2 separate regions of the Mus musculus genome follow, and region 2 is linked to region 1. A link is a loop called in an ENCODE intact Hi-C map of the cell type or tissue named here. Cell type or tissue: heart. All regions are shown on one strand.

Region 1 (8,000 bases):
GGAGGGAGGCCAATCAGACTCAAGTCCACAGCTTCTGGACTGCCTTCAGGAGTGGCAGTGATGGTCCGTGAACCTTTCATGGTGGACCAGGCTAACCCTGAAAAGGAAATGAGAGACGCAATAAGACACCGCAGGGCTGAGGATACAGCTCCGTCCAGTCTTCAGCATGGTATAAACTAGGTGTGGCAGTGTATGTGTGCAATCCTGGAACTCAGAAGGTGGAGGCAGAAGGACCAGACTCAAGACCGTTCTCAGATAGATAGTGCATTCAAGGCCATCCTGGGCTACATGAGATGGGAATGAAGCTTAGAGAGATAACCAAGTAGTTAAGGGTGTTTGCTGCTCTTCTAGAGGGACAGGACTTGGTTCCTAGTACCCATAGCAGTGGCCCACAACTGCCTGTAACTCCAGCTCCAGGGGATCTGACACTCTCTTTTGGCCTCTGTTGGTATACAGACATATACACACATAGATTTAAATATATATATATATATATATATTTTTTTTTTCAAGACAGGGTTTTAGGGTTTCATTGTACAGACCTGGCTATCCTGTCTGGAACTCACTCTATAGACCAGGCTGGCTCAAAACTCACAGAGATCTACCTACCTCTCTGTCTCCGGAGTGCTGGCATTAAAGATGTGCAAAAACACCTGGCTTATTTGTGCCTTTTACTCTTCTTGAACTGTATCCAAGTATTCAATAGCGACAGAGGGACAGGCCCTGGGCTGTGGGCAGCCACCCCTCCCCCCCGGCCCTTCTCATGGGCAGTACTGGCTCACTTTTAATCCCAGCACTTGGGAGGCAGAGGCAGGCAGATCTCTTGAGTTCTGAGGCCATCCTGGTCTACAGAGGGAGTTCTAGGACAGCCAGGGCTACATAGAGAAACCCTGTCTCAAGAAACAAAGAGCCGGGCGGTGGTGGCGCACGCCTTTAATCCCAGCACTTGGGAGGCAGAGGCAGGCAGATTTCTGAGTTCAAGGCCAGCCTGGTCTACCAAGTGAGTTCCAGGACAGCCAGGGCCATACAGAGAAACCCTGTCTCAAGAAAAAAACCAAAAAAAAAAAAAAAAAAAGGAAGAGGAGTTGGTAGAGGAAGGGAAGTGGGAGAACGAGGTGGGGGAGACAAGATACCATGGAGGAATCTCACCCCTTGCACTCACAATCTCCACTCACTCTGGACGTGTGGGTCTACCTGCCACCAAAACTCTCAGAAGCCACCACTGGGGATGGAGGAGCTCTGCCAGGAGCACGAGAAGACAAGATTGTTCTAAACCCTACGCTGGGCTCTAAATGGTGAGCTGTGAGTAGCTGGGGGTCAGCGATCCCAGAGGGTGCTAGCAGCAGGCAGTGGTGGCTGTGAGCCTGGCTCTGCCATTCACCCCAGCCCTAGGACATTCTCTACATTAAAAAAAAAGTGCATCTTCCTGGGCTATCCTGAGGTACATGTGGCTTTGAGGTTGGATCCTGGAGATCCTGCAACAGCTTCAAGCTACCCTAGTAGGATGTGGACTCCCAAGTCCCTGCGTCACCACAGAGCATCCATGAACTCCGGGGACCTGGCAGCTGTTCTCTTGTTTCAGAGGCACCCTGATACCTCCCTTGCAGGGTGCTCTCTCTTGCAGTCTCCCACTGGCTCTTCTCATCCCTGAAAGCCCAAGACGCCCTGAACTCTGCCCCAGACTCTCTCCTTTATACACCCTCTCCATCCCTGAGCTTTGCACAAGTACAGCAGGCTATCCGGCCAGGGCCCGTGCTCACATCACCCAATACTTCCACACTGCTCTCAGCTCAGGTTATACCCACAGGGGAAATGGCTTCTCAGGATGGCAGAGTAAATCTGAGTACCTGAGAAGTCCAGCTCTGACCCTGTTTTCTATAAGCACTTCATTGTGCATTAACTAAGCCTGCCTCCCTCCCTGCTGTTCCTCAAATCTTGGCAGTGCATCCTAGCACACCACTGCATCTGCAATCCCCCTGCCTCCACAGCACCATCAGCTTTTCTTCTACCAACTGTTTTGCTTTCTCTAGGACTCCCTTGAGAGGACAGGGACCACACAGTCTTAGGTCCTGATGTGTGGAGGGCACTGAGGTCCTGAGACCTGGGAGATGGGACATGGGACAACTGCTAAGTGATTACAATCCCCTTTCAGAGTCAGGGAGCCAGGAGCATACACTCACCATGGTCCAAAGTCAAGCTGCCTTGGTACTGACATCCAGATGTGTGTAGTAGGGGGCAGTGTCCCTACTCTGAGGCTGCTTTGCCATCAGTCCGGCCAGTGTCCCCGTTACACATTTCTGGTTGTGTAGGTGAAACCTAATACCTTGCCCTTCTTGGCACTGGCTACACCTTGGTGGATCCTAAGCTCCTAAGTCTGGTGGACATAGCTTTCCCAGCACCACGTGCAGCCAGTGAGGTTCTGGGCGGTAAACATAGCCTCTCCATGGAAATCTATAAGCCAGATGGCCGGAGGCTGGGGAGGCCAGCCTCACCCTGGACAAAACCGCGCCTCCCGCAGGAGCCGGAGGGGCAGGAGCCTGCTCCCTCGGGGGCCAGCTGACTCGCAGAGGCAGAGCCCTTGAGCAGCGCACTGCTGTGCTCCTCCGCGGGCGACCCGCATCCCCTAGGTCTCTTGAGGTTTAAGGCAGGGGTTCCGGGCCGCCCGAATGGAGCCCACGGCGACCTTCCGGGGCTGGGGGTACTGGGCACAGGCCGACCTCGCTGCAGGGCCCGACCCTTCACCGCGAGACGCCCCTCACCTGCGCGGACCTAGCCTGGGGCGCAGGGCCCGTGGGCTCGGCCTGGCGGGCGCGGCTGCAGAGCCACCCGGGGCCCCACGGGGCTGGCGCGGCCTCCGCCGTGGGTGACAATAAAACGCTGTCCGCAGGGGCGAGCGGCGGCGGCGGCGGCTAGCAACCAGCCTGGTGCCTCCTCCGCTGTCCGTCACGCCGGCCCGCCTTTGCAGCGCGCGCCGCTCAGGGATTGGCTCTCCGGACGCCCGCCCTGATCTTCGGGTAGTTCATTGGGCCGTTAGGCTGTCCTGTAAGTCCCGGAGTGGGAGGAGCTGCCGAAAGCCAAAGTGGAGTGGGGCAGGCAGAGGGGCGGGGCTTTAAGGAGGCGGAGCCTGCGGGTCCCGGCACCCTCTGAGGCCCCCGCGCAGCCCTGGGCCTCTCCGGTGCCTTGGCAGGACCGCGCAATGATGCCTCCTATCCCCAATCTTTCCTAACTGCTTTCAAAGACACTGTCGGAGTCTCCAAGTGTATAGATGTGGTCTTTCCTGTCTGCCAAAGGGCTCGGGACCCACAAGCTCAGATGGCCTCTCCAACAGAAGTTACATTAAATAACAATGTTATAAACTCAAATGCTTTAAAAATTATCCGCATATTAATCTTATGAACAAGCGCGTGTGCGTGCGTGTGAGTGCGTGTGTGCGTGCGTGCGTGTGTGTGTGTGTGTGTGTGTGTGTGTGTGTGTGTGTGTGTGTGGTAAGTTAGGATGGTGGTCCAGGGCCTTGCATGTGCTAAATAAGGACTCTGCCATTGAACCTCAGCCACTTTTGCACTAAGAAAGCATCTCATATACCACGTAGCCCAGGCTGTCCTCGAACACACTATATAGCTGAGAATGACGTGGAATTCCTGATCCTTTGCTTTTTTCCCCTCCTAAATCTGGAATTACGGGCAAAGTGCCGCCACACCTGGCTTTCATCTTTTCTTTCTAAGATTTATTATGTGTAAGTTTCTGCATCATGTTGAGGGTGCTGGATCTCCTGAAACTGGAGTTATGGATGGTTGTAGGATGCCATGTGGGTGCTGGGAACTAAAACCCGGTCCTATACAAGTGCTTTTTTTTGTTTGTTTGTTTTTTTGGTTTTTTTTTTTTTTTTGAGACAGGGTTTTCTATGTAGCCTTGGTTGTCCTGGAACTCCCTCTGTAGACCAGGTTGGTCTTGAACTCACAGATCCACCTGCCTCTGCCTCCCAAGTGCTGGGATTAAAGGTGTGTACCACCACCACTCAGCATAGTAGGTGCTTTTAAACACTGATGGTGGCTTCCTTTTTTGTTTGTTTGTTTTGTGTTTTGTTTTGTTTTGTTTTTTCGAGACAGGGTTTCTCTGTGCAGCTTTGGCTGTCCTGGAACTCACTCTGTATACCAGGCTGGCCTTGAACTCAAGAGATCCACCTGCCTCTGCCTCCCAAGTGCTGGGATTAAAGGCATGCGCTCACGGTGGCTTCTTTTTTAAAATTAAGAGAAAGATTTGGTTTATACATATCAAAATTCACATCCTTTGGTGTCGGGTAAACACCCATTCAGACTTAGTCACCCTTCCGCCACACCCTACAGAGCCATTCCTTGTTTAATCCCAGCTGCTTCAGGCACCAGCTGGCTGGGACCCTTTGTTTTGTCTCTTGAGGAAAGTCAGAGACAAGATGGCACAGAGTGTCTTCCTAAATCCCCACCCCAACCACCCCAAAGCTGGAGGATTCATTCTGCTGTCCTAGCCAACATGTCACCTGACTCTTAGAATGCCCCAGGAAGCAACTATTCCAAGCGAGAGTTCACACGATGGAAGCAGCTGTAGACACTCACTTGCTGGCTTTTGTGTAAGCCCAGGTTTTCCCATCTTCTGCAAATTCTTAGGGCAGAAATCAGTGCTATTTAAGAAACTGCCAGAATGTTTTCTAGTTACTGTCCAGACAATGTCCCAGTTGGTGTCTGTTCCTTCCGCTCTTGGAGTGTTTGGGTCCTGTTCTCTCAGTGACGTTAATAGGTGAATGGTTGGGGTGTGTGTGTGAATACACTGTAGCTGTCTTCAGACACACCAAAAGAGGGCATCAATCCCATTACAGATGAGCTACCATGTAGTTGCTGGGAATTGAACTCAGGACCTCTGGGAGAACAGCCAGTGTTCTTAACAGCTGAGCCATCTCCCCAGCACCCAAGCTGGACTCTTGTAACCCAAAGCTGCCCCTTCGCTAGCTGTTCTCCTGGCCAGGTGAGTGGTTTGCACATCACACGGCTCATCTGCCATCCCTGCATTCGTCTCCCTTCATGTCTGTCAGATCATTTACCCACTCTGTAATTTGGGTGATTTTCTAGTTTTGAGCTTTAAACTTTGGGTGTGTGCGTGTGTGTGTGTGTGTGTGTACACTCACGCCACAGCAAACATGTAGAGGTAAGGATAACCTTCATGAATCAGTTTTCTTTTTCTACCATGTGGGTCCCAGGGATTGTACTCTGGTTGTCAGACTGTGTGGTAAAAATGCCTTCACCAGCCTAGCTATGCCATCGATCCTGTGTTCTCAGCGAGGTTTTCACGTGAGTCTGCGAGAGACGTCACCTGAAAAGTCTCTCAGTGTTTGGCTCGACTTTCCATTCCCTTAACTATGACATTAAAGCCTTTTCCCTTTAATAAGGTTTCTTCCCCAACACAGGGTCTTAGTATGTAGACCTGGACGGCCTAGAGCTCCCTATGTAGACAAGGCTGGCTTCAGCTTCATGGCGAGCCACCTCTGCCTCCTGAGTGCTGGGATTAAAGGGGCATACCACCATCAGGTGTTTCTGATTCTTAGGTTATGGTTCACTTTAAATTTTTGTGTGAAGTGTGAGGTATGGGCCAAGATGTTTTCAGTTTTTTACACATTGCTAGCTCCAACACCATTGACGGCTACTACCTCCTCACTGAACTACTGCAGATAAAGAAAACGCCCCCGACCAAGGGCGTGGCTCAGGAACCTAGGCTTGTGAGGTTCTACCTACGAGATGTGGACGCTGTCGCTGACCACCACTTGTGTAGACCCCGACGATACCAGCCTTGGCTAGCACAGCTGTGGTGAACCCTGACCTCTGGGCATGGCAGGAGAGGAGGGGTTCTAAGTGCCACCCCCCACCCCAGACATCACCAACAGTTACCAGGGAAAAGGCCACTCTTCAGTGGTACACCCGCCATGAGCGTTTCCCTGCTCCTCCAACCCTTGACTCAGCAGTGAAAATGTTTCTGTCCCTGGGGTCCACAGAACAATTCCCAGTTTGAAAAGCCACACCATAGGAGTTGTAAGATCATCTTGACTGTTCTGATCTCTTTTTTTTTTTCCTGTAAACTTTAATGTCAATTCACCACTGTATACAAACTGAGCTGGGAGTACAGCCCCAGGGGTCCCGCACTTACCAGTACACACAAGGCCCCACGTTTGACACAACTGAACACCTGCGGAGACTCTGGTGGGGTTTGGGACAGCCCCTCTCTAGCCATGTTCTCCGCTCACCCTGGAGCAGTGTAGCCACAATTTCTGTTCAGAATGCCCTCCTGGCCCGTTGACGGGGAGGGCAAGGCAGCACCGCTGAGAGGGTCCACCAAACACTCGAGGGGAAGCACCTGCTCTACTCGGGAAAACAAGCCCTTAAGGTATTGATGATGATAATAATAGTAATAATAATAATAATAATAGGGGCTGGAGAGATGGCTAAATGGTTAAGAGCACTGACTGCTCTCCTGAGTTCAGGTCCCAGCGACCACGTGGTGGCTCACAACCATCTGTAATGGGATCTGATGCTCTCCTCTGGTGTGGCTGAAGACGGAGACAATGTATCATATAAATAAAATCTTAGCACAAAATCAACCAGCCCAAGTGGCACAAGCAGTGTAAACATGTGTTTATTGAGAAAGTGCACATTGCATCTCCACAGGTTCTTCTGAGATGGGACGACTCTCTCCCGTGTCCTACAGAAAACTGTGGCAAGCTGGCATCCAGCGCTGGGCCCTACAGTGACTGACACTGGAAACGGCCACAGGGCACTTGTCTGAGGAAACTCTGAGAACCAAAGGTACCCGCCCAGCCCCCCTATCCTCAAGGCTGTGGCTCCCAGCTACTTTGACCTCCCAGAGGAAGGACCAGAGATCAGAACCTAACTGTGAGCCAAGTTGGTGTTTCCAACCCTCTCAAGTGCTCATTTCTGAGGGTCAGGCCCACAGGGCTTGCCCAGGGTACCCAAGGTCAGCCCGGCAGCCTTGCTACTGGCCAGCTGTCACCATAGGAATTCAAGTCCATACAATCATTGCCAGCACCTAGCAATGGGACAGGTCCAACTGGGACTGAGGTAGCCTGGGAGTTGGGGGTGGGAGTTGTAGTCAGTGTTCAGCCTCCTAGGGACAGAGCAGCATGGGGCGGAGGGGCTGTGGTCGACAGCCCTGGGGACGTCCTGCCCTGCAGATGTACAAGGTGGTCTCCAGCTATGGACAGACCGCTAAGAAGGTCTGTGTGGGTCTTGCTGGGAGGAAGAGAGAAGCCAGTCTCAGAGTCAATTCCCAAGAAGCAATGGGTGTGCGGACATCTTCTGAGGCACCAGTTGACTGTATTTTCCACACCTCCATGTTGGCTGGTCAGCACTAAGGGCCCAGATCCCTTCTTCAGTGACTGTTCTGAGCACTGGGAGGCCCATCCAGGGCTCACCTGGCTCAAAGGCCGCTGTACCAGTTTCCTAGTTGAAAGGAAGGGGCCAGAGGGCGAAGGGACAGCCAGAGGACACCAAAGGATGGCTCCTTGGTGAACACGAGGACAGGAGACCATAAGGTCCTGGGGCCTTTTATATGAGGACCAGAGGGGACGCTGTACAGCTGGGCCCAGAAAGTCACATGTTTAAAAATGCAAAAGCTGATGGCTCTGAAACCGGAGCTTCTGTGGTCACCTTCTGTAAATCTGTCTGGAGGTCCTGCGAGCTGTGGCAAGGCAGGCGGGGGCAAGCCACCAGCTCCATGCCAGCAAACAAAGAGTTGGGACTCCACGGGAGCGGACTGGAGCTATCCTCTGGGGTGTCTGTGTTCTCCAGCCTCTGCTCAGATTCTGTCCCCTGTTCACTAGAACACACCAATTGGGTTCGGACCTCGCTGGGCTCCTCCAGAGCAGACGGAGGTAAGGTATTGGGGGATGGAAAGAGCACAGGACTCCTGGGTACCACTGTGGCGGAGCTGAGAGGCTGGAGGAAGACCTGGCTCCCAGGGGC
Region 2 (8,000 bases), 180 kb before region 1:
AACAACTATCCCCAGAATCCCCCTACCTTACTGCTCATCACCTTGCCCGTGCCCCCCATCACCACCCCACAAGCCAGAGCAGGACCATGGATGGTAGGTACTAAATGAACCAGTGAGTGAGCTACCAGTGGATAATGCCTGAGTGGGGAGAGAATGAGCTAATAAACAAGCCAGCCATCTGCTGAGCATAAGAGTGAGGGGCGAATGAATAAACTGCCCATATCTAGGCACATCTGTGACAGGAGCCTCAGCATGGAGGTTACACAGCAGTTCATCAGCTGCCTGTCCTACAGCACCACTGTGTGGTTGCAGTAGGGATTGCCACTACCCACATTAACATAACATCCCAGAAGAAAGGGGCTCCTGTTCTCAATCCTTCAAAGATGTGAGAGGGAGGGAGAGAGAGGGAGACAAGTACTTTCTTCTGCCCCGCCCCACCCCTGAGCTCCCTCAGAGCAGCCTTCCTCCCCTCAGAATTTCCTCTAGAAGGTCTAGCAACATACGTGCAAGGTATCCCTCGTTGCTGGCGATCCAGGCCTGCTTGAAAGCAAGCAGGTGTCTGCAGCCCTGACTGGTCAGCACCAACCCCTGAGCTCAGGCCCTATCTCTGGGATTTGCTGTCTTCTTACTGACTCCACAGTATTCCTTCTTGGGCTTGTCTCATATTTTCTGCTACCTGTGTCTGAGCTCTGAGGGCCCCAGGACCACTGGATCCATTGCACAGCCCTCCTGCACCTCCCCCTATAACTCACCTACAGCCTGCCTACATTCTGCCAGTAGCTCACCACATAGTATGTGTGTAACGCACAGCCGCGGCTCCCACTTTATGCTCCCTGGCATCAGCTTACACATGTGAGAGTCACACACCCAGATGACATACTTGTTTAAGACAAGAGCCCAATCTCTCCCAGCTTCACCAGCGTAGCCATAAGCTTCTGGCCTTTGGACCCTGAAATTGGCTTGGGTAGACCTCCCATGACAAGGCTGTCATTCCTGACTTGGGTAGATTGTTGGCCTCAGCTGGGCCATCCAGAGCCCTGTTCTGGTTGTGCCAACGAGGCCTGCAAAGGTGAGCTGCCTTTCGTCTCTTTCCTGCTTTCCAACCCTAGATGGAAGCTGGCCCAGAGAAGCTGGCACAGTCACAAGAGTGACATGAAGGAGGAAAGTGACTCCTGTGTCTGCCAGTTCTTGCTCCCTGGTAAAGGTTGGGAACATCTCAGTGCCAGCAACACACAGGGATCACACTTACACTCCAGCTATCCCAACACCACCTCCCTGATCGATCACTCACTCTCTTGTATCCCCCACTGCAGACTGCCTGTGAGTGGCTCGGCACTGTGTCAGCCCCGCTGCTACCTGGTGTTGCAAAGCTGAAAGCCACGGAAGAGATCCAAGTTAGATTCCCTATAAGAAACTTTCTGGAAATGGGAAAGGAATAGTTCTTGTCACTGTTTTAGGCTGGCCTTCTTTCACTCAGTAGAAGGCTGGCTCAAGGGGAGACAGTGCACAGGCCTTCTCACACCCCACCTGCGGACCCATAGGCAGTCTTCATCCTTTTGCACATCCACCTATTACCCACCTGCAACCTGCCTTGTGGGCAGCTTGCACCTCACCCCTCAGTGCACATTGATTGACAGCTGTGCCCCTTCTTGATAACTAGGTCAGCAGGCCTGCATCTATGGCCTCTGTGTGTTCTCAGGGCTGCTGCAGAAGATGCTGTGCAGAGACCCAGGGATGGGACTCCCCAGCCTCCGTTCCTCCAACCCTTCGGTGATTTTGAGACATGTGGTTCTCAGCACTAAATATCCTTTAGGTGAAATATCCAAGCCAGTAAGGATGCCTCGGTTGGCTCAGTCTAGTTCCAGAAACAGCCTCACACAGAACCCAGCACTGGTTACCCAACGCACCAAAGGCTCTGTGCAGTGTGGATTGAGTTGTTTCCCCCAGAACTCACGCTGATGACCGGAGAGGTGGTTTACACCTGGCTCCTCTAACAGAGAGAGGTGTACCCAGTGGTGGCTCATGACCATCTTTAACTCCAGTTCCAGAAACCAATACCCTATCCTGGTTTTGTGGACACCAGGCACGTGTGTGTGTCACCCCCAACAAAAAGCCTCATGTTGCTGTTTTGGCCTCAGAATGTGTCCTTCTTTGGAACAGGGCCGTTGTAGGTACAGTTGGGTTGAGGCAAGCCTTAATCCAAAGTGATGATTCTTTATAAAGAGGATTTGGACACAGACAGTGGGAGATGCAGTGTGAAGGTGGAAGCAGAGATCGGGTGATGTTCTGCCAGCCAAGCAGCCGAGGGAGGATCACAACATGTCGCCTTCAGAAGCCAGGGAAAGCCTGGTGTGGCCTCCCACAGAGCTTGTAGAGAAATCTGCCCTCTTTATTCCTCTGACTCTTTCAACGATTTTGGTGCTTCTGACCCCAGGGCTCTGTGACAGGACAGATGCTTCCAACCCTGCCTGGTTAAACCCTGGTCACTGCCCGGAATAGTCTTTCTGGAAAGCAGAGTCAGGCAACCAAGGAACAGGCTCAGAGCTGCACCAGGGGAGAGCTTGGGGCTGTGGGGTAGGATGCTGGTGTCTGCCAGCACCAGGAAGATTGCATTTTTAGAATGGCATACAAGGGATTTTAAATTCTCAGTTCAAGGCAGAGTGAGAAAACCAGGAAACACATGGGGCTGCTAGAAGAGGTAACCAAGTTTCCTGTGGCCGGGCTGCTGTGCCTGCAGATCACAAGCAAGCTGTACCCTGCAGGGTGCAGGATTACAGGGCAAACTGAATTCTCAGCCTCTGCAGGTCATCTGTGCAGGAGCTGGAGCAGAAAACCAACGGGAAAGCATCAGGGCAAAGAGACTGAGGGGCTGAGCCTGGCCCCATCACTCCTGAACCCCCAAACCCCTCGGCACAGACACCGTGCTTGCAGGCCATACCTGTGACGGCATCACCCTCAGACCTGACAGAAATGAGAACCAGCTAAGTCCTGTCACAAACATCAGACACACACTCGAGGTTTTGCTTTCTGGCTGGATATCAAGGAGATGGACTCAGGCCACAGAAGCATAGCCCTGGCTCTCTGCATTTGTGCAGCTGGCACACACCCCGAGCCCTGAGCTCCAGCACTGGCTTGCCTATATGTGAAAAGTCCGGGCAGTTTGCTTGTCGAGGTCTGTGCTACAGTGTTTCCACTGAGATGTGTTAGTTCCTTAGCATAACACAAAGGAAAAAACAAACAGGTTGGAAGGGGAGTTCTCTGGAAGAGAGGTGCACTAAAGTCAAGCCCCAGGAGGAAGCCGCTCCGTACCTTGCTTCTCTCCCCAGGGAGCAACTATATTTGTGCCTTTTGCATCTTTAAAACAAAACCTATCAGGACCAACGTAAAGCAGGAGAGGCTGGCGTAGGCTAACTGTTTCGGGAGGCTCTGGCCACAGCAGCAGGAGTGGGAGGCAGAGGGATGGACCATAGAGATATCAGAACCATTAACCCCCAAAGGTCGGTCACTAGTGACCTACTTTTTGCCACCAAGAAGGGAATGCGTGTTCAAACAGTTGAGCCTCCTGGGGCCATGCGTATGACATCATGGCAGCTCACCTTTCCCAAAGGACGCCAGAAGCTTGTCTGTGAGGAACCTTGTAGACCAGAGACGAAGGTGGGAGATGTTGTCATCCAAGTGGGTTCCTGATTCCTCAGGGACCTGGGGTAGGCAGGGTGGGTTCAGTTGCAGGAAAGATGTTAAGCTTTGAGCAGCAGGCAGGACAAACGGGACTGGGCGGGCTCTGCTCACTGTGAATGATTAAGTGCAGAGGGTGATCTTTTTTTTTTTTTAAAAGCCAGCTGGGGCCAACGGGCCAGACACAAAGTATCTCAAGGGCAGGCTTGGGAGATGACCCAGAGGTGAAGCACATGTCCTGCAAGCCTGACCACCTGAATCCAGATCCCCTAAACCCATGTAAAAGCCAGCACAGGAGGCATCGCTAATCCCAGCACCCCAAAGAGAGATGGGCGGAACCAACAGGAAGACTTCTAGAAGCCCAGGAGCAGCTAGCCTGGTGGGCGTAACAAGCAGAAGATGCTGCCTCAAACAAGGTGAAGGAAAGACGACCCAAGGTTGTCCTCTGACCTCTACATGTACATAGTGGCACTTGATGAAAACACACACACACACTCACCTCACAGTTGGGTTGTGTGGTACTTGTCAGGAGGCTCACTCCTGCCCTGCTGACCTCAGCTGTGGTGGCACACCTGGTCAGAGCTGGCACACACCACCATAAGTTCCAGATTCCTTGCTTGTCTTGTGACGGAGATAAAATGGCTGTCAGAGGCAATCTAAAGAAGGATTTCCTGTGGTGAGGCAGAGCAGCCTCATGGCAGCAGGAGCTGAAGAAGGGGAGCCTGCTCACACAATAGTGGATAGTAAGCCAAGATGGAGGACTAGACCAGGTGTAACCTTCAAAGGCAGTCACCAGCACCCTTCCTCCAACCTAGCTCCACTTTCTAAAGTTCCCACACCCTCCCCAAATTGCACAGCTAGGGAGTATTGTGGGGGACACTTCACATGCAAACCATAACTAGTCCTGACTGGCTTCTTTTCCAGGCTATGTGGCCCCTTTTGGCCTGATGACTGAGTTTCAAGAACAAGCATACAGAGGTCCCAGAAAGGAACTTGTCAGCGTCTGTAACCTGGACACATGGTGGTCCTAATAATTCACTTACTCCCTCCTGAGTCAGCTTTGTATAGCTGGGCTCTGGAAAAACTTCGGGTGAGTGCAAGGTTGAGCTCCGTCAGCAGAGGGCGCTGGAACTGCAGGAAGCCCTGGAGGCAGAAGGGGGCTTCCTCTATGTCTCTTTCCGCCTGAGGGAGGGGGGTCAGAATTTCACTCCCTAGCCCCAGACCTCCTTTTGGGGCCCAGCACCCTCTTTTCTCTAGCACTGCAGTTCCCAGTGGACTCTTTTTACAGATCCTCAGCCTTTTTTGCAGAGTGTTGTTTCTGAGTCTTGTGTCCGGCCAGCACCTCTCCCCGGGTAGTCCTGCAGCTATCCTTCAGCCACACGCTTGGCTCCCCGTGGGGGCACAGCGTTCTCCCAGGCACTCAGCAGCTTCCCAAGGTCTCTTTCTTGGCACTTGCTGCTTATGTGTTCCTTGAGTTCCTGCACGCACACGCTTTGGTGGTTGCAGGTCTCTGGCCCTAGTGTCACAGTTTTCTGCACAGGTGACCAGTACAGCTTCTGGCTCTTTCTGAGACGGTGCATGAGTGTCAGCACAGAAGCAGTTCTACGAGACTGCAGTACAGTCCGACCTTGGCGGTGGGCTTGATTATGCTACTGGGCTTCTTGCTGCGGGATGCTGATGACATGTGGGCGTTGCCTAAGGAAGCTGCTTCCCACTGGCTGGTGATGATAAAGGGCCACTTAACATGGAGTCCAAATAGCTGCAGCAGGGTGACCATAGCAGAGGACCCATCACTGCACTGGGGCATTCACAGCAGTCACCAGGTCCTCAGCTGTAAGAAGGACAGTACTCCTTGACCTCTCTGAGGGGTCACTCCTGTCTCACAGCTATAGGACCAACACCACAGCGGTCAGAGCCTTTGCTCTGATGCATACAAGGTGACTGATGACTCAACTTGTACCTGGCCACAGAATTCCTTCCCATAGGTTAGGATCCTGGTTTGGGGTGTAACACAGTGGTAGAGCACTTGCCTAACACAGAGACCCTGGGTCCTGTCCCTAGCACCGGAGGACGTTGATGGAAAGACAGGAACCCTGAACTCTGGAGAGGACTGGACTTATGACATTGGACCTCCCAAATCACATGACCCCTCTCCAACCAGAGGGGCTTGGCCAAGAGAGCTGGAGACCCATGTTAGGGATCTTTTTATGACCCTGCATGTGGCAGGTTCAGAGGAGTCCGCCTTGAGGACCTCCATGGCCACCTTTTGTTGACATGAGGCCTATAGTTAAATCCTAGGGGTCAGGCACATGTGACATGGCAGATGGCTCGGAATGGGTATTGGGACAGTTCCTCTAAAGGACTAAAGCAAGATGGCTGTCATGGCACCGGCACGCAGAATCTCAGCAATCAGAAGCCTGCAGGTAGAGGGTCGAGAGTTTAAGGCCTGCCTGAAATAAAAAGGAACAAACACAAAAGATTTCATGCTCTAAGAACACACAAGGTTTCTGTCCTCTCCCCCTTTCCTGTCCCAGTCCTCTACCAGTGTGTGCTGGGTCACCATTGCTGTGATGAAACACCATGACCAAAAGCAAGCTGGGAAGGAAAGGGTTTATTGTATTTGGCTTACACTTCCACATGGTCTGTCATCAAAGGAAATCAGGACAGGGACTTAGACAGGAGGCAGGAGCTGATGCAGAGGCCATGGAGGGGTGCTGCTTACTAGCTTGCTCCTCATGGCTTGCTCAGCCTTCTCTCTTATAAAGCTCAGGACCACCAGCCCAGGGATGGCACCAGCCACAATGGGCTGGGCCCTCCCAAGTCAGTCACTAAATAAGAAAAATACCTTACAGCTGGATCTTTTTTGTTTGTTTGTTTTTGTTTTTTTCAAGACAGGGTTTCTCTGTATAGCCCTGGCTGTCCTGGAACTCACTTTGTAGACCAGGCTGGCCTCAAACTCAGAAATCTGCCTGCCTCTGCCTCCCAAGTGCTGGGATTAAAGGTGTGAGCCACCATGCCCGGCTCTACAGCTGGATCTTATGGAAGCATTTTCTCAACTGAGATTCCCTCCTTTCAGGTGACTCTGGCTTATATCAAGTTGACGTAAAATTAGCCATAACAGCCGAGCATGGTGGCAGGCAGATTTCTGAGTTCGAGGCCAGCCTGGTCTACAAAGTGAGTTCCAGGACAGCCAGGGCTATACAGAGAAACCCTGCCTCAAAAAACCAAAATAAATAAATAAATAAATAAGCCATAACAGACACACACACACACACACACACACACACACACACACACACACACACACACACAGAGAGAGAGAGACAGAGAGACAGAGAAAGAGACACAGAGACAGACAGAGAGAGAGAGAAAGAGAGAGAATCCTTTTAAAATACAGAAAACTTACTGGGCATGATGGCTCACATCTTTAATCCCAGCAAAGGGAGGCAAAGGGAAGCAGATCTCTGGGAGTTCAAGGCCAGCTTGGTCTACAGAGTGAGTTCTAGGACAGCCAGGGCTACAGAGAGAGGAAAATATCTTTAAAATAAGTAAGTAAATTTTAAAACCATATTTATTCTTAGCTTGTAGGCTGTATAAAAAGGAGAGGGGAGATCAAACCGGTTTGACTCACGGGCCATAGTTGCCAAATCCTGGCTTACAGACGGAAAGAATTCAGACATTTCCAGCTCTGTATTGGCAGAGAACTAGGAAGAATGTGTGGAAGCGCTTCCAGAGTGTTATGGTAGAAACAGAACCCTCCCTGGGCAATAAATACTCCTAGCTAAATGGTTGCAGCCAGCAAGGCACTGGGTACTGTGGGCTGTTGCTTGACAGACTGGGCCTCAGTTAGTGACTCTGGGATGTCAGGGCATCCTAGCACGGAGTAGACAAGAGTGGACAGAGAAAGTGGGTGATTTCAAGGCCATCTTGGTCTGCATAGCAAGTCCCAAACCAGCCAGAGATACCCTGGACCTGCACAAGACCTCTGTCCCACACCCCTGAACATGCCCTTGGTTAGGGCATGAGAACCACACAGGTCGGAAGCTCCAGCCTTCTAGTAAGTTCTGCCCCAGTACTGCCCTTTATAGTCATGTTGACCACAGGGACAGGGTACCATTACTGCGATTTTATGGGGCCAGTTGGCCCACAGAGCATTGGAGACTAAGATATGACAGCTAACCATCAAAGTCAGTGGCTGAGCCCGATTAGGGCAGCTGACTGTACAGAGAACCCTGGGATAAAGGGTTCCTGGCTAGTTAGAAGGCCCCTTGGAATCAAATCAAAACAAAAAAACCAACCTCTAGAAACTGCTTCTAAGTGACAGA

The links. A loop is a pair of places that touch in the nucleus more often than their neighbours do. Peaks named below come from ENCODE experiments on the same cell type or tissue, not always from the same donor. Only the 100,000 strongest peaks of a DNase experiment are listed, where the experiment ranks them.
Region 2: it touches region 1 in a loop (2.4-fold over the local background); 5 of 42 quality-filtered maps call a loop at or near these places.

What each region holds. Positions count from the first base shown.
Region 1 is chr11:120,083,893-120,091,892 of GRCm38, forward strand. Cep131 (centrosomal protein 131) reads right to left here and starts at 2,935. Exons shown (of 26, transcript NM_009734.3): 1 at 2,760-2,935; 2 at 1-97. The coding sequence starts at 80. It overlaps Tepsin (TEPSIN, adaptor related protein complex 4 accessory protein), which reads right to left. Exons shown (of 13, transcript NM_183137.2): 13 at 6,630-8,000. The coding sequence ends at 7,629. In heart, no CTCF peak of the experiment used is centred here; DNase peaks (open chromatin) are centred at 2,589 and 3,039; H3K4me3 peaks cover 2,046 bases; H3K27ac peaks cover 1,765 bases.
Region 2 is chr11:119,904,844-119,912,843 of GRCm38, forward strand. Gm39485 (a long non-coding RNA gene) reads right to left here. Exons shown (of 3, transcript XR_003949830.1): 2 at 4,175-6,125; 3 at 1,853-3,699. Among named protein-coding and RNA genes, the nearest start is that of Chmp6, 5.0 kb to the right of the region's middle. In heart, CTCF peaks have their summits at 301 and 4,790 (motif pointing right); a DNase peak (open chromatin) is centred at 4,818; H3K4me3 peaks cover 560 bases; H3K27ac peaks cover 1,062 bases; H3K27me3 peaks cover 2,319 bases.